Regions from separate parts of the Homo sapiens genome. Here region 2 is linked to region 1. A link is a loop called in an ENCODE intact Hi-C map of the cell type or tissue named here. Cell type or tissue: natural killer cell. All regions are shown on one strand. Links, peaks and the distances in the headings refer to the core of each region. The heading gives the core; the rest is flanking DNA. Region 1 overlaps ITGB1-DT (ITGB1 divergent transcript). Region 2 has its middle 9.3 kb from the start of IATPR.

Evidence for each region. A loop is a pair of places that touch in the nucleus more often than their neighbours do. Peaks named below come from ENCODE experiments on the same cell type or tissue, not always from the same donor. Only the 100,000 strongest peaks of a DNase experiment are listed, where the experiment ranks them.
Region 2: it touches region 1 in a loop (3-fold over the local background); 1 of 110 quality-filtered maps calls a loop at or near these places.

Annotation. Positions count from the first base shown.
Region 1 is chr10:33,047,042-33,055,903 of GRCh38, reverse strand. The region is part of intron 2 of ITGB1-DT (ITGB1 divergent transcript); the gene reads right to left. Among named protein-coding and RNA genes, the nearest start is that of IATPR, 65 kb to the left of the region's middle. RefSeq lists an enhancer at 6,059-6,559. In natural killer cell, for the core only: no CTCF peak of the experiment used is centred there; a DNase peak (open chromatin) is centred at 5,393; H3K4me3 peaks cover 640 bases; H3K27ac peaks cover 332 bases.
Region 2 is chr10:33,121,717-33,130,578 of GRCh38, reverse strand. No RefSeq gene overlaps it. Among named protein-coding and RNA genes, the nearest start is that of IATPR, 9.3 kb to the right of the region's middle. In natural killer cell, for the core only: no CTCF peak of the experiment used is centred there; DNase peaks (open chromatin) are centred at 3,608 and 4,208; H3K27ac peaks cover 1,490 bases.

The DNA.
Region 1 (8,862 bases), core at 3,939-6,438:
ACAATTCTGGGAAGAATGCTGAGAAAGAGATTATTTTTGACCACAGACCAACTCAAATATCTTTCTTCTTAATCCTCTGAATAAATGATTCATGGAATGCATGCATTTTGAGGAATTGAATGCTTTTCAGTTGTTTTCCTGGAACTTTCCATTTCTGAACAGTAATAAATATACCCAGACATATAGCTGAGTGACTATCAGAATGTCCCATGTGTCTGTTACATTTGCTCCAGAAAAATTCATTAATAAATAAACATATTCCATAAACATGCCAGATAAAACAAAGGTAATGAGATTCACTTTTAACAAGTCAATATTGAGAATAACAAATGATGACTTTTTTAGGGGATTTTCCTGTAAGTTTCCTGAAAGCCCCATAAATCTTTTCCTTCACCTACTTCTATCCATGACTATTTTCTCCTGATTAAAAATTTACCATCCCACAATTAAAAATCCAATCAATTACACAATTACAAGAAAATGATAAGAATGTGGAAAATGGCAAAGAAACATGGGAGTGAGTCTTCTGATTGCTCAAATTCTCTTAATGCCCCAAATGAACCAAGGCTGCTACCCAATGTATTTTCTCAGGGGGATTGGAGTGTAGGTGGGATTGGCAGCCAGGGTCAAGTGTGATTTGAATATTATCATTATTATTATTATTATTATTGAGACAGTCTCACTCTGTCACCCAGGCTGGAGTGCAGTGACATGATCATAGCTCACTGTAGCCTTGAACTCTTGGGCTCAAAGGATGCTCCTGTCTCAGCCTCCCCAGTAACTAGGACTACAAGCACATACCACAATGCCAGCTATCTTTTTATTTTTAATTTTTGTAGAGACAGTGTCTCACTATGTTGCCCAGGCTGATCTCAAACTCCTGACCTCAAGCAATCCTCCCACCTCAGCCTCCCAAAGCACTAAGATTATAGATGTCAGCCCCTGCACATGGCCCAATTTGAAGAATATTAAAAGTGTATTGTGCTGAAATGGCTTTCCCCACTGTCACTGGGTTCTGTGACTTCCATTCTGATGGTGTCCTGCACATAGTAAGGACTCGAATGAATGAGTTAAGTCTTGATTGGCCAAGGTACAGGGTCACATTTGTTTTGTACGATAAGGTTTGCAAAAGTCCAAGGTAGAGAAGAGTATCCCACTAGGCTTTCTCAGCTTAACGAAAATACTCCCTAAGCTTAAAATGGTATTATGGAAAGGAGATTTGGAATCTTATAGACCTGGTTGAAGCCTAGCCCCACACTTGCAAACCAGTTTCATGATCTTGAACAAGATCTTAATATCCCTGAGTCTCAGTTTTACATTCATCTTCAAGTAGCTGTAATAAGGTCTAATTCACAGAATGGTTAGGGGTAGAATAAAATAACCTATCTAAATTACCTAGAGCAGCAATGAAGATAGCAGATAATCAGTAAATATTTAGGTTTTTCTCCCAACCCATCTCTACCCACCAATCCTTCGGCTTTAATTACTTTTATTTTAATTCAGCTTTTCCATGTAACCAAAGCAGGAAAAAATGTCTAACAAACTATTCAAAATATTTTTTCTCATTATTAAGTACATTACATAGTGATTTATCAATCAAAGTTGTATTATTATTTGTTTTTGGAACTTAATGGTTAGAATCTGAAAAAAAGAAGAACCATTCTGAGCCCACAAAGTTTTTCTCTATAAAGAGTTTGAAGGTCTGCATTCACTATTTTTGCAGACTGAACTTTGTTTTAAGGAAATCCTTTGCTTGTATGGATTTGAAAGAAAACACTGCAAGATTGTCCCTGCTGCTTTGGAGTGACCATTGACCTGAATGCAATATTTCACATTGAGGAGAAATTTGGTTGAAGAATTAGAACATTGCTAGACTTAATTGAGCTAAAGCCATTTAAGAATCTCTTGCCAAAAAAAGAATGTCTTGCCTTTTGATGGTGGTGGGGGTGATAGTCTCTGGGGAGAGTAATGGAGTGTTCTTAGCTCTGTGTGACTCTAGAGGGCCTTCTGCACACTGATGCTTGTGCTCTGGAAACTGTTGGTGGAAAATCTGGATTGGAGAGATGGCAGGAGAAAGGACCTGTGTTTCTTTCTAGAAGATTCTTCACACCAGAGCAGAGATGGTGGAAAATACTGGCTTGAGCTTGGCACAGACCAACACAGACTAGTGTATCAATTCTCCTAAGTGATGTTATCAATGAATAAACGACTCAGAACATACTGATATCAGACCATTATGTTCCAAAGATATTATCCTGCTGGAGACACAGAGCAAGGTCATTACCCTGTGTGTAGGAGTGGGTTCCTCCGGAGGGAAGTAGATACTTCCATTGTTAATTCTTGAAGGAAATGGTAGATTATGGAACAGGAACCCAGGGCAATTGGGTGTGGGACTTATGCTGAGCTTCCGGCAAAATGTTTCTTCTCTTTCTGCGGCTCATGACATCCTGGCATCAACTGTCCTGTGAGCCATCCATGGAAGAAGGTCTCTTCTGAAGCCACAATGGAGGTAGCTTAGGTAGATGCAGTGAAGAATCGCTGTGCCCAGGGCAGCCGTCAGTAGTAACAGAGCTGATGGGACAATGGCTCAGAGAGGAGGCAGTGCTACAAACACAAGGACCTAGTGGAGAGCACACCACAGACATGTCGCACTAGGGGGCTGCCTTGGGAGAGGCAACTGTTCTTCCTGGTAAGGGGAGGTTCAAGCCAATGTCAGATAATAAAGGAAATCTAATCACATCGTATATTCATAGGCTTCTTAGGTTTTAATATTTTGTTTACAGATGAATCATTTCCCTAAGCCTGCTCGTCTCAATTGACCTGGTTAAAATTGTTTCCAAACCCAGCAATTCTAAAGAGCAGAACTTGATCAGAATGGAAACTTTCTGGACTTGCTCACTAAAACTAAGACCCTCATCTCAGCCCACCCAGTGAGCATACCTGGAGTTTTTGTTATTTCTTTCAAAAGACTCCCCCAGCCACCCCATCCTGCCTTTTAACAGAAAGGAAAAAAAATGTGTGTTGATTCAGCCCCGCCATACTGGTATTTATGCACCAGAGACAAATTATGTCTTCATTATAAATTCAGTTCTGAATTATGCTTCACTAGCAAAACGCTCTGTATTATATTCATAGAAGAAGACTGTGTGATCTCCCAACCTCAGCTCAGATGGAAAGAACACTTCTGTGCGGCTGCTCACCCTAACCTGATCACATTTCCAGACGCCACCCCAGCAAATTAAGCGGATGCTAAAATCACTTAGAAGCGTGTCTAATGCACAGGATAAACATGAGCTACTGGAAAGAGGTATAGGATCAGTAACACAAAAGAAAAAAGGAAAGAAAGCATAGCCCATTTGGAACAGAGGGAAGAAATCACATACCACTTGACAAGGAAAATTGCTGCATTTCACCAAGGCAGGTGCACCAGGCATGTTTGTATATTAAATCATTACCAGGAATTAAAGAGCCCATGTAAGAAGGCAATGTTACAAATCGATTCACACTCTATTTATAATTCTTTAACAATGTTTGAGTTCTGCAGTCAGAAAAATAGATCATGGGAATGGTTTGCTGAAAAAAATTAAACACACAGTATTTATTTCTCTCTGCTGAATGAAGTGCTGTAACCACCATTTATATTTTTTCCAATGCCATAAAAATGTCTTTATTGTTATGCACAACACTATATAAAACATGGTGCAAAGAGGATTCTTGCTTACTCAGGCTTGAGAGTAGAGGAAACAGCCAAAGGAATGGAAATCAGGGCTCCTAGAAACCACATTCTCAGGCCCCATCCAAGAGTCTGAGAGGGAAGACCAAGGTAGTCAGCCTAACAGCCTTCAACCTCACCCTGAAACTGGGAGCAGTTTCCCTTGAAACTGGGAAAGAGAGAAATGTTTCAGTTGTCCTTAGAGTTCGTTTCCGGAGAGCCAGGCCTGAGTCTTGCAAATGGAAGTGAGAAGGAAAGTGACAGAAATCAAAATATCTCACCACAAAATCGGTTCCCTGGCATCATGAGTATTTTATACTAAAAATCCATAGAGACCGTCAAGTGCTGGAAGAGACTTTTGCCTTATCTACATAAAGATGGGATTGGCTGGGTGCGCTAGCTCATGCCTGTAATTACACACTTTGGGAAGACAAGGCAAGAAGATCACTTGAACCCAGAGGTTCAAGACCAGCCTGGGCAACATGACAGGGAAAAGAAAGAGAGAGATAGGACTGACCCACCAACGAGAACAATTGTTCTTGTTCTCCTTCTTGTTAATGCATTATCCATTACAGGAAAGAAGACCATTTTTCAAGACAATGACTGTCTCAAATGATCATTTAAATTCCAAAAAGAACATTTGCAAGTTAATATCTGTTTCTCCCCACTTCCAATAGCCAAAGCAATCTTAGGCAAAAAGAACAAAGCCAGAGGAATAAGGATATAGTAACCAAAACAGCATGGTACTGATATGAAAGTAAGACACCTAGACCAATGAAACACAATAAAGAACCCAGAATTAGAGCCAAATACCTGGAAGCCACCAATCTTCAACAAAGCAGATGAAAACATACACTGGGGAAAGGACACCCTATACAATAAATGGTGCTGGGAAAATTGGATAACCACAGGTAGAACAATGAAACTGGATCTCTATCGCTCACCATATATAAAAATTAACTTGAGATGAATTAAAGACTTTAAGACCTGAAACCACAAAAATCCTAGAAGATAAAGTAGGGAAAACTCTTCTGGACATCGTCCTAAGCTAAAAATGTATGACCAAGATCCCGAAAGCAAATGCAACAAAAAGAAAATTAGTGGGACCTAATTAAATTAAGCTTCTGCACAGCAAAAGAAATAATCAGCAGAGTAAATAGACATCCCACAGAATGGGAGAAAATATTTACAAACTATACACGCAACAAAGGACTAATATTCAGAATCTACAAGCAACTCAAACAAATCAGCAAGATAAAAAAAATCCTATTAAAAAGTTGTCAAATGACATGAACAGACATTTCCCAAAAGACACACAAATGGCCAAAAAACATGAAAAGGTGTTCAACATCACTAATCATCAGGGAAATGCAAATTAAAGCCACAATGAGATACCACCTTAACCCAGCCAGAATGGCCATTATCAAAAAGTCAAAAAACAATAGATGTTGGTGCAGATGCAGGGAAAAGGAAACACTTAGACACTGTTGGGGTTGCTACAACTGTGTCCGGAATTGGTGGGTTCTTGGTCTCACTGACTTCAAGAATGAAGCTGCGGACTCTCGCGGTGAGTGTTACAGTTCTTAAGGTGGCGCGCCTGGAGTCTGTCTCTTCTGATGTTCAGATGTGTTTGGAGTTTTTCTTCTGGTGGGTTCGTGGTCTCGCTGGCTCAGGAGTGAAGCCGCGGACCTTCGCAGTGAGCGTTACAGCTCTTAAGGTAGCGCGTCTGGAGTTGTTCTTTCCTCCCTGTGGGCTCGTGGTCTCGCTGAGCTCAGGAGTGAAGCTGCAGATCTTCGCGGTGAGTGTTACAGCTCTTAAGGTGGTGCGTCTGGAGTTGCTCGTTTCTCCTGGTGGGCTCGTGGTCTCGCTGGCTTCAGGAGTGAAGCTGCAGACTTTCGTGGTGAGTGTTACAGCTCATAAAAGCAGCGTGGACCCAAAGATTGAGTAGTAGCAAGATTTATTGCAAAAAGCGAAACAACAAAGCTCCCACAGTGTGGAAGGGGACCCGAGCGAGTTGCCAATGCTGGCTCCCGCAGCCTGCTTTTATTTTATCTGGCCCCACCCACATCCTGCTGATTGGTAGAGCCCAGTGGCCTGTTTTGTCCGGGCGCTGATTGGTGCGTTTACAATCCCTGAGCTAGATACAAAGGTTCTCCACGTCCCTATCGGATTAGTTAGATACAGAGTTTCCACACACAGGTTTTCCAAGGCCCCACCAGAGCAGCTAGATACAGAGTGTTGATTGGTGCACTAACAAACCTTGAGCTAAACACAGGGTGCTGATTGGTGTGTTTACAAACCTTGAGCTACATACAGAGTGCCGACTGGTGTATTTACAATCCTTGAGCTAGACATAAAGGTTCTCCACGTCCTCACCAGAGCAGCTAGATACAGAGTGTCAATTGGTGCACTCACAAACCTTGAGCTAAACACAGGGTGCTGATTGGTGTATTTACAATCCCTGAGCTAGATATAACGACTCTCCACGTCCCCACCAGACTCAGGAGCCCAGCTGGCTTCACCTAGCGGATCCCGCACCGGGGCTGCAGGTGGAGCTGCCTGCCAGTCCTGCGCCCTGTGCTCGCATTCCTCAGCCCTTGGGTGGTCGATGGGACTGGGCGCCCTGGAGCAGGTGGTGGCGCTCGTCGGGGAGGCTCGGGCCGCACAGGAGCCCACGGAGGGGGTGGGAGGCTCAGGCATGGTGGGCTGCAGGTCCCGAGCCCTGCCCCGCGGGAAGGCAGCCAAGGCCCGGCGAGAAATCGAGCGCAGCGCCGGTGGGCCGGCACTGCTGGGGGACCCAGTACACCCTCCGCAGCCACTGGCCCGGGTGCTAAGTCCCCCATTGCCCGGGGCCAGCAGGGCTGGCTGGCTGCTCCGAGTGCGGGGCCCACCAAGCCCACGCCCACCCGGAACTCCAGCTGGCCCGCAAGTGCCGCACACAGCTCCGGTTCCCGCTCTTGTCTCTCCCGCCACACCTCCCTGCAAGCTGAGGGAGTGGGCTCCGGCCTTGGCCAGCCCAGAAAGGGGCTCCCACAGTGCAGTGGGGGACTGAAGGGCTCCTCAAATGCCACCAAAATGGGAGCCCAGGCAGGGGAGGTGCTGAGAGCAAGCGAGGGCTCTGAGGACTGCCAGCACGCTGTCACCTCTCACAACCTTTATGGAAAACAGTTTGGAAATTTCTCAAAGAACTCAAAATAGATCTACCATTCGATCCAGCAATCCACTACTGGGTATCTACCCAAAAGAAAATTAGTCATGATACAAGAAAGACACCTGAATGCATGTTCATCACAGCACAATTCACAATTGCAAAGATATGGAGTCAACCTAAGTGCCCGTCAACTGATAAGTGGATAAAGAGTATGTGTGAGAGACAGAGAGAGAGAGAGAGATTTATATATATATATACACACACACACATATATCACATACACAGATTGTGATATACATATATCACAATCTCTCCATATATATATATACACACACATATATCACATACACAGATTGTGATATACATATATCACAATCTCTCCATATACACACACACACACACACACACACACACACAGACACACACCATGGAACAGTACTCAGCCATAAAAAAAATAAATAATGCTTTTTGCAGCAACTTAAATGGAACCAGAGGCCACTATCCTAAGTGAAGTAACTCAGGAATGGAAAACCAAATACTGCATATTCTCACTTTAAGAGGGAGCTAAACTATGGGTACACAAATGACACAGGAGGCGGGGCAGAGAAGTGCTGGGAGAAGAAGGGTGGGGTCCCTGATGAGGGCTCCACCCCTAGGCCTGTGCGCACACACCTAGGTGAGGACAGGCATTTCTGTTTTCATGCCAAAATGTTGCATTTCCCAAGACCACCCTGGCCCGCCACACCTCCATCCTGTGCCTATAAAAACCCCAAGTCCCTGTTGGGAAGAATACACAAGCAGCCGGACATCGAGAGGAACACAGTGGCAGAACAGCACACCGACAGGTACCAGCAGACTCCAGCAGGCCATGGACTGGCAGAACGACACACAGGAATGGCTCACAAAAGGATGGAGGTGCCATTCCTGTGTGTCTGCAAACCCCTCCCCACCACTCAGAAAACTGGAAGCTGAACTACTGGCTCTGGCTCTCATCACCTTTGGAGGACCCCACAGAAATTCCTGTTCTTTAGCAAAGGGTTCACCTGAGACAGATGTCTCTATAATGTCACAGACAAAACATCTTCATTTTCTTCCCACAGCTTTGGGAGACTTGTTAGAGCTCTATATACCATGAGGCTAGAGCTAAGTTTTCTCACCACTTATGGAGAGAGTGAAAGAATCTCTGCAGTGGTAAGTCATCCCCACCTTGAGGAAAGGCATGGATACTGAAGGAAACCAAAATACTTCACTCCAAAGCCTACTTCTTTGACATATTTCAAGATGGCAATTCAGAAGGGCTGGAAATAGAAGAGTAGCTAAGAAGCTGTCTTTTGCGGGGAGCTTTGCCTCTATAGAGAAAATCTGATTCATGCAGCCATGCATTCTCTGAGGCCCACCCTTGTCCGGATCTAGGAAAGATGAACTGAGAGTCTGACATCTCTAAAGATCTAAAAGAAACATATACCATTTCTTCTCTCTGAGGGCTGCTACCCCTTGAGGTTTCATCTACATAACAAGGCCACCTTTGCTAGCCATCCACCCTCTTCTCTCCCTTCCATAACTTGTCTTGCCACCGTCACATGATTTACGACCATAACCTGTTTGTGGCCATGCTCTGAGCCCACATTCTTTGCGTAACCTCATAGCTAATGCATGCGGGGCTTAGTACCCAGGTGATGGGTTGATAGGTGCCACAAACCACCATGGCACACGTTTACATATGGAACAAACCTGCATTCCTGCACATGTATCCCAGAACTTAAAATTAAATTAAATTTAAAAAAAGAGGGAGAAAAGCTTCTGAGCCTCACTGAGGGGATGGGGTCATCTGTGTTGTCCCCCATGCATATTATTAATAATAAATTTGCACGCCTTCTTTCTTATTAACCTGCCTTTTGTCAGTTGGTTTTTCAGTAAAACTTCCAGAAGGCAAAGAGAAAATTTTCCCTTGGCCTCTATAACACCAGCTAACCAGAAGTAGGCTTTGGGGAAAGCGTGT
Region 2 (8,862 bases), core at 3,197-5,696, 75 kb before region 1:
GAATCCCCCAAGACCTGGCCTTGGAGGACAAGTAGGATTTCACCTAAATTCCACATGGGGTTTTCTTGCCATCATGAGATAAGAAGGTCACAGTCAAGTCTCAAGCATACACAGCATGTCAAACCATATGAAACAGCCATTTTTATAGGTAAAAGATGGTTGAATATTGAACAATTTCATAGAGTTCAATCTAATAATCCAGCTTTATCTGAATTTAGAATTCCTAATATGAGCTGGGGCTCCTATAACCTCCTGCAGAGGCTTGGCTTGTGGTCACCATAAGCATCTTCACATCAGCTGCTGAAGGAGCAACATTCCACAGAGCCCACTCTTTTCCCAGACCAAGTTTACATGGTTTGAAAACTAGACATTTTGCGCAATGCATTGGTGCTGTCTGCCTCCCTCCCGGGGCTCCCAGTCTGTGAACATTAAAAGAAAATCAATAGGATTAGGTCATGTTTTTGATGGCACGTGCACCTGACAGGCCTCGCATCTTAAATTCTCGCTAAAATAAAAGCTCTTAACCCTCTGCAGCTTCTGGGGGATCCACATTAACTTCTCATTCAACCTTTCCTGGAGTAGATTAATCACAAGAGCCGCACCATTATCCCAGCCCTACTTTGCTGAAACTCGCCCAGTGTTGGAAAACTCAGTTTGAACCCAGTCCTGCACCCCAAAGGAGAATCCTCTAAGGCTGGGCTGAGTCAGTCTTTTTGAAGTACACATGCTCTTTGGAGCTGACTGATTGCTGGCACTGTCAAGTGATGAGGATGTCATGATTCCCCGAAGCTGGGGTCATGAACCCAGAGCATATTTTAAAAATGAATTAGAAAACCATTTCAACATCCATGTGGACGTGAGGAGAAAAATTTGTTGATAAATAATTTAAGTGGTCACATGTTGGCCCTGCCCCAGGACTGTGGACACAACCACAGCATGAGGATGGGATTATTGTGCACAGTATATTAAAATTCACCCCACAGATGGCTTTCTATTTTTAAGGAAGAGCCTTATTCCAGAGTTAGAAAGAAGAATGCTTTGGAAACCCAAAGATCCCACAAGCATTTTCAGACGTTACTTCATTGACCTCTGCAGCCATTCAGGGGAATGGCTGTAGTTGGAGACGTTTGAATGCTCCGGCAGAGGGTGGAGGTGGCCGAGGCCTCACCCCTGCATTGGCAGATACATGCCTTGCAGAGGATGACACACACTCCATGACCACTTTAGAGAAAAGACTGCCTCAGCAGCTTGGCATGGGATCGCCAGCTTCTTTCCTTCTGTCCCCACACTGCCAAGTGTGGGCAGAAGAGAAAAAGAAAAATACTTACTAGAGCCGACTCAGCAATCAGAGAGTTTGGTGGTGTGGAAGTGCTGAGAAGTCCCTGGGACCCCATCAAAAAGAAAGCACCCTGGGTGGGCTGGCTAGAGCATTTGGAGGGAATTCCAAGCCCTCGGTCATCATTTCAACTAGATCAGCCCCAATCACATCTTCCTAAACTGTAATCCAACTTCCTCCCTCTCCTCAAGAGGAGAGAGCCCCAAGGGGGTGAAGGGACCTTTCTAAGGGCACAAAGTGAAACAGTAGAAAGCCAGATCTCTGGGTTCCAAAAACCTGGGGAGGGAAAATTGAGCTAGCAGGAGAAAGGAGAGAACCAGAGAAAAAAGAGAAGATGAAAGAAAAAAGTGCAGAAAGTGAAAATAAAGAGTTGCAAGTGTAGGATACTTTTGTGTCCCCACCCTCATGCACTTCCATGTGGCCTGACTGGCCACCAGGTGGGGACTTGCATCTTGGAAGGTGCCTTAAGGAGAGGCCTAAAATTTGGTCACTGCTCTTGTAGAAAGGGAAATCTCGGGAACTGAGGACCACACGTGCCCCAGGCACTGTGCACACGTGGTCTTTTTCAATGAAACTCAGGCCACGCGGTGGCTCACGCCTGTAATCCCAGCACTTTGGGAGGCCTAGGCAGGTGGATCACTTGAGGTCAGGAGTTCCAGACCGTCCTGGCTAACATGGTGAAACCCTGTGTCTACTAAAAATACAAAAAAATTAGCCGGGCGTGGTGGTGGGCACCTGTAGTCGCAGCTACCTGGGAGGCTGAGGTAGGAGAATGGCGTGAACCTGGGAGGCGGAGCTTGCAGTGAGCTCAGATCGCGCCACTGCACTCGAGCCTGGGCGACAGAGAGAGACTCCATCTCAAAAAAAAAAAAAATATATATATATATATATACAAAAATTAGCTGGGCTTGGTGGTACATGCCTGAATCCCAGCTACTTGGGAGGCTGAGGCACCAGAATCATTTGAACCTGGGAGGCGGAAGCTGCAGTGAACGGAGATCATGTGATTGCACTCCAGCCTGGGCAACAGCACGAGAATCTGTCAGAAGGAAGGGGAAGGAAGGGAAAGGAGAGGAAAGAAAGGGAAAGGGAGGAAAGGGAGGGGAAGAGGGTGGAGGGGAGAGGAGTGGGAAAGGAGGGGAGGGGAGGATGGGAGGGGAGGGGAGGGGAGAGGGAGGGGGGAAGGGAAGTGGGTGGGTGAGGAGAGGGAAGGGAAGAAGGGGGAAGGAAAGAAGGGGAAGGGGAGGGGAGGGGAGGGGGGAAGGGAGGGGAGGGGGCGGGGGGGAGGGGAGGGGCGGGGAGAGAACGCAAGGGAAGGGAAGGGAAGGGAAGGGAAGGGAAGGGAAGGGAAGGGAAGGGAAGGGAAGGGAATCAGTCCCTATTTTGTAAACAACTGAACTGCTGCTGCCATGTACTGGGTTTTTGAGGCAGAGACCCCCTCCCCTCCCAACGCTCATGCTCCCCTGCATTGTAAGCGCCCAGGATTCCTGCCCGCCAGTGCAGGGAGCACAGTGGAAGGGTTGTGGAGCAAAGCGGAGGATGTCTGCGTCCAGGTCCACGTGGTGTTATTATTTCTTTTTGTGATTCTAAACAAGAATCTTCCATTTAGCTTAAAACAACCAAATAAGGCAGCTGAGAGGAAGGTAACATTATCTTTTTCAGTATCTTAACCCTAAATGTCCATTTATTTCCCTGGAATAGAGTGTGGATTTTTGGATTTGTTTTTAGCAGGGAAGGGGAAAACATGGGGGTAATGTTGTTTTGTTTTCTTTCTCTCTCTCTCTCTTTTTTTTTTTTTCAGACGGAGTCTCACTCTTTCATCCAGGCTGGAGTGGTGCAGTGGCGTGATCTCAGCTCCACCTCCCAGGTTCAAGTGATCCTTCCACCTCGGCCTCCTGAGTAGCTGGATTTACAGGCACCATGTCCTGCTAATATTTTTTGTATTTTTAGCAGAGATGAGGTTTCACCATGTTGGTCAGGCTGGTCTCGAACTCCTTACCTCAAGTGATCTGCCCACCCCAGCCTCCCAAAGTGCTGGGATTACAGGCATGAGCCACCACACCTGGCCACGTTGTTTTGTTTTCAATTGAGCTGTGGATGGTAAAGATTTCCTGGACTTACTGAACTTGAGGGAATGCGCAGCACTGTCTAAAAGCCTGTGCCTGATTCAGAGGCACTAAAAGAGGCTGTGGGTGATGGGGTGGCATCAGCTAGTGGGGTGGGGTGGCAGAGGGCACGTGGCACCAGTCCCCAGCAGAACCTCCCATATCCTGCTGCTGCCCGCCTCCTCTGGGGCCACAGACGGTATTTCTCCTGCGGGTAGGTGAGTAAAATGTATGGTTTAGAAATGAGGATGAATAGCAAAGAGAAAGTCCTTGAGCATCTAGCTGAGGGTGGCTGCCAGGGGTGAGGGTGTGGGAGATGGGCATCATGGTTAAGAGGAACCCTGAAATAAAACATGCCGTCTTGCTTTGCTTGCTAATTATTTCTCCTCTGTGACTCCCAAACTAGTATGTTGTCCCTGAGGTCAAGAGTCATCCGACTGATGCTTGAGCCCAGGAGTTTGAGGCTGCAGTGAGCTATGATTGCACCACTACCACCACACTGCAGCCTGGATAACAGAGCTGAGACCTCATCTCTAATAAATAAGTAAATATTTTTTTAAAAAATTATTTTAAAGAGTCATCTGATTGACAGTCCTCTTTTCTGGAGCTGCAAAGGGCAGGCCCAGGCAGCCCATCTTCCCCCAGAGTGAGCATAAGTTTACAGAGATCTGGGTGTAGCTTAAGAGCCCAGAGAACAAGAGACAACTTGAAAGTCTTTAAGTCCCTGGCAGGCAGGAAATGTGAGCTTATCTTCTATTCCTCATGCGGCCTGGGCAGAACAGACACACACACAGGATGTGACCAACACAGATCTATGCACTCGTTTTTGGGAACGGCTGAGCAGAAGAGCCATGTTTCCCGGAAGCCTGCTTTCAGCCCAGAGAAAACTCCAGAAGGGTCAGCTACACCCTACTCTCCTCTGGCTTGAGAAGGACTGGCTGACCCACCTCTTGCCCCGACTATGAATTCTGAACCGACTTCCTAAGAATATCTCAGATCTCAAGAGAGAAGTAGGGCACGGGCGAAGTCGGAAGCATGACCACATTCTCCTTTCATAGAAATGAGCAGGAAATGGAGGCAGGGACACAGCTTTTGGAAATAGGTCAAGCAGAGGGAATGGCTTGGAAAATCACCTTCCATTTGCCTTCAGAGGCTATTAAACATGAAAGGAAATTCCCAAAGCAAGAAGTGAGATATCCGCGCCTGTCAATCTCAACAAATACCCTAGATACTCAGCACTCTGTAGTGATTCCAGGGGTGATGGGCCCTGGCCAAGGGCAGGGGAAGAGAGAAACCACCCCTCACAATTCCTCTGTTCGTAGCATTACAGGCTTAAGGTCTGATTTCATTGTTAAATCCACACTCACAAGGTGACACACTCTATTTGAGCATTATTATTCATATCATACAAGTAACTTAGTAGGCATTCCCTGAATCTTCCTGGTGCTTTAAAAACAATGCCCACTAGTTTACACACTTTCTAGGAATGTATAAAAGAAGACATGTCTGCTGATCAGCCGACCTCATGGCCTGTGGCGTTTAGCACGAAGCACCCCTCTCTGGCCCTGGAGAGGGCTTTCATTTTTGTGCCTCCCAAACTTGGCCATTCCTTTTTGGCATTGTCTTCTGCTCTGGTTACCGGGCAGTGTGACTATTAATCTTGAATGAAATGAAGTCTCCACCACTTCCATTTGAAAAAGAAATAGCTTTGCCTTTTCCATTTGATTCAACAGTATAAAATATTTATGATTCCTCTGGCACCTCCAACGCCCCCTCTCTCCCATCGATTCTCTCAGTCGGCACTAAGTGCTCACTTGGTGGCAAGTACTTCCTATCCATCAGGGACAGCCAGGGGATGACAACAGCCAGGAAGCCCAGCTGCTCCAGGACCGTCAGGTCACCAGAAAATCTTCTGCTGCTCCCTTGGGGAGCTCTTGTGAGTTTCCAAGCCCCCACAGCCACCCTGCAGAGGATTTTGCTGCTGTAGGCTCTGAGGTCCAGCTTTCCCACCTTACTTTCTTCCACTTGTGTGTTCCTTCTATAATCACACACAAGCACAACTGATACCTTTGGATCTTCTGTGACATGTAGGGCCAAGCCAGGGTAATTGGGAGCAGGGTTGGGCTGTAGGGGCTATAGCCGAACCCCAGAGGGCTCTGACCTCAAGGCTGCTTGATTAACCCACATGCAGCAGTTAGATTTCCCAGAGGGGAAAGCACCCAACTGGTGTTCCTGAGGCTAACGAGAGGTTTTCCTCTTGCCTCTCAAAAGTGACTCCTAGTCTGGCTGAGGTGGCTCATGCCTGTAATCTCAACGTTTTGGGAGGCCGAGGCAGGAGAATCACTTGAGACCAGGAGTTTAAGACCAGCCAGGGCAACAGAGCGAGATGCCATCTCTACAAAAAAACTTTTTAAATCAGCTGGACATGGTGGCAAACACCGATAGTCCCAGCTACTTGGGAGGCTGAGGCTGGAAAATCACTTGAGCCCAAGAGTTTGAGGCTGCAACGAGCTATGATTTCATTAGCTTACTCCAGTCTGTGCAACAGAGCAAAACCTCATCTCTTTAAAAAAAAAATGACTTTTGTTCACTCCTTGCTGGTCCCCATACGATATCCCTGACCTCCTGATAGCAGTAATTCCTCTAGACTCACTCCCTGTTGTAGAAGTAGAAAATAGTGATGGGAATAATGGAAAACAGAATGATCTCAATTGAACAAAAGAAAGATACAGAGCTCCGTACATCTCTAAAACCTTCCATTCCTCAGTTCCTGGCTGTATAATGAGGATAGGGATGATAGCCACCATCCTGAGTTATTAGGAAGGTTATATGTTACAAAGCCTAAAACAGTGCCTGGCACTTAGAAAGTGCTAGTGAAGTGCTAGTGAAGGCCGGGCGTGGGGCTCATGCACTTTGGGATGCCGAGGTGGGCCAAGGTGGTCAGGAATTCGAGACCAGCCTGACCAACATGGTGAAACCTCGTCTCTACTAAAGATACAAAAATTAGCTGGGCGTGGTGGCAGGCGCCTGTAATCCCAACTACTCAGGAGGCTGAGGCAGGAGAATTGCTTGAACCCAGGAGGTGGAGGTTGCAGTGAGCCAAGATCGGGCCACTGCACTCCAGCCTGGACGACAGAGGGAGACTCCATCTAAAAAAAAAAAAAATTGCTTAGTAAATATGAGCTAGCATTGTTGGTGTAATAGTTGTTAGTTTTATTTGGCCAGGCAATATCAGTTCCAGCCATCAGTAGCAGGGCTGGCTCTGGCCAGTGGCAGGAAAATGCAGTGAGCTGAAAGCCAGGAAACAAGGCAACTTCAATATGAAGGTAACTGCTGCCTCAGCCTGGAAGCTCCCTCTAGACTTCTTGCCATTAACCCAAAGACTAACCCTATGCTCCTAGACTTTGTATAATTCTCTACACACAGTAGGTGTTCAGTAAATGCTGAATGTATAGATTTATATCTCTCATTCCCTAAAACCTTATTTTCACATCTTCTCAGTGTCCTGAGTGTTCTTCATAAGAAAGACCTCTTTCTCTCTGCCCACAGAACCTGCCATCAAAACATAATTGTCAGGGCTGGGCATGCTGGCTCACGACTGTAATCCTAACACTTTGGGAGGCCGAGGTGGGTGGATCATTTAAGATCAGGAATTCAAGACCAGTCTGTGCAACATGGTAAAACTCCATCTTTACTAAGAATACAGAAATTAGCCAGACATGGTGGCAAGAACCTGTAGTCGCAGCTACTCAGGAGGCTGAGGCAGGAGAATCACTTGAACGCCAGAGGTGGAGGTTGCAGTGAGCTGAGATCACGCCACTGCACTCCAGCATGGGCGACAGAGCAAGACTTCATCTAAGAAAGAGAGAAAGAGAGAGAGAGAGAGAAAAGAAAGAAAAAGAAAGGAAATTAATTGTTAGGTATCCCAAATTCCCAGAGTCCTGCAATTTGCCAACTGTATAACTGTACAGTGTTTTAACATAAGAGTTTTGGAGTAAGATAGACTTGGGTTCAAATTCTGGCTCTGATCCATCCTTGCTGTGTACCTGGGGCAAGCTATTTAGCCTCCAGAAGTCTCAGTTTCCCTATGTATGAAACGAGGATAATAATAGTGACTGACTTGTAAAGTTGTAAGTCATAAAGTAGGGCTTTTAGAAGACATTGCAAGAAAAGAGATCAGCAAAGTGGGTGGCACACACTAATTAATTGCCCAATAAATGTTGATTATTATGGTCATTATTATTCATGAGTTAAGACACTAAAGCAGAGAACATTCGAGTTTTACTGAACCTTCTAGAGATAATCAAAATGGCAATTGGTGCTGAGCATTCTGTTCAGGCCACAGGGGGAGATATGGTTGGAGAAGTGATTTTCTGGGCACCTTCTCCAGTGCTCATGATGGGGTGCTACCTCCTCTAGCCCTGACCAAGAAAAGCAAAGGAAAGAAAACTTTGCTACTGGGCTGGAGGGTAGATCGAGCTCATTTGGCCCTTCATGGTGCCAAGGGAGGCAGGATGGGAGAGGCAGAACAAATAGAAGACTGGTTCTGAGTGAAATGTGGTTACCCTGGCAGTGGGGACTGTTTCACTCATGAAGTTATTTTAGGTGGTAGCAGCAGGAGGTTGGTTTAAAGTAGCTTAATTGTATTGTCTGCCCTGAGAAAAATTCAAAAGCTGGAGAATATAAAAGAAATGATTAAAAGTCACTGTTAGTCACTGCTAACCTGGTACATCCCCCCTGAAATCTCATAAACAAACAGGCTGCTCTTCCAACGTCTACGGAACTGAAATGGTACCGCCCAGCCTCTCCGGGGTGGACCCTGAGAGAGGCATTCGCTGTGCATCTCCCTGATGTGAAACTTCTGGGCCCTCCTGGAAAGGGTTGAGCAAACACAGTTGTTTAATGCGGCTGCATTTGCCCACAGTGTCAGCATGCTTCTGCATTAGAATGTATTACACTCGGCCACGCTGGCGCTTTCTCCATCTGTTTACATTTAGAATGGGACTCGCTGCCAAAGATTAGGAATCCCAGTGCCCACAATCCAGAAAGCGCAAGCCAAGGGGTAGAAATAAAAACAAATTGAAAAACCACTTGTTGCTAACTGGTTTTGTTGAATTCAGAAGGAGTAGGAATTTTTCCCTGGTGTGTTCAGTTCCAGAGAGGAGGACCTCAGTGGCGGAAAATCTGAACGGGCTTCACAGGGTCTCTCTCCAGGTATATGACCGTGACTCTGGGCTACATTCTCTGCAACACCAGACCATGAACTCTTCAAGGCAGGCAGGAGTATGCTGAATTCTTCTTGGTTTTCCCAGCATAGAGCCTGGTACTCGTGTTTAATAAATGCTGCTTGGTGGAATGAATAAATGAGTTATACTCAGTAATTTGTGGGGTTTTTTTTTAATGTGGCTGCAAATTCTTTTG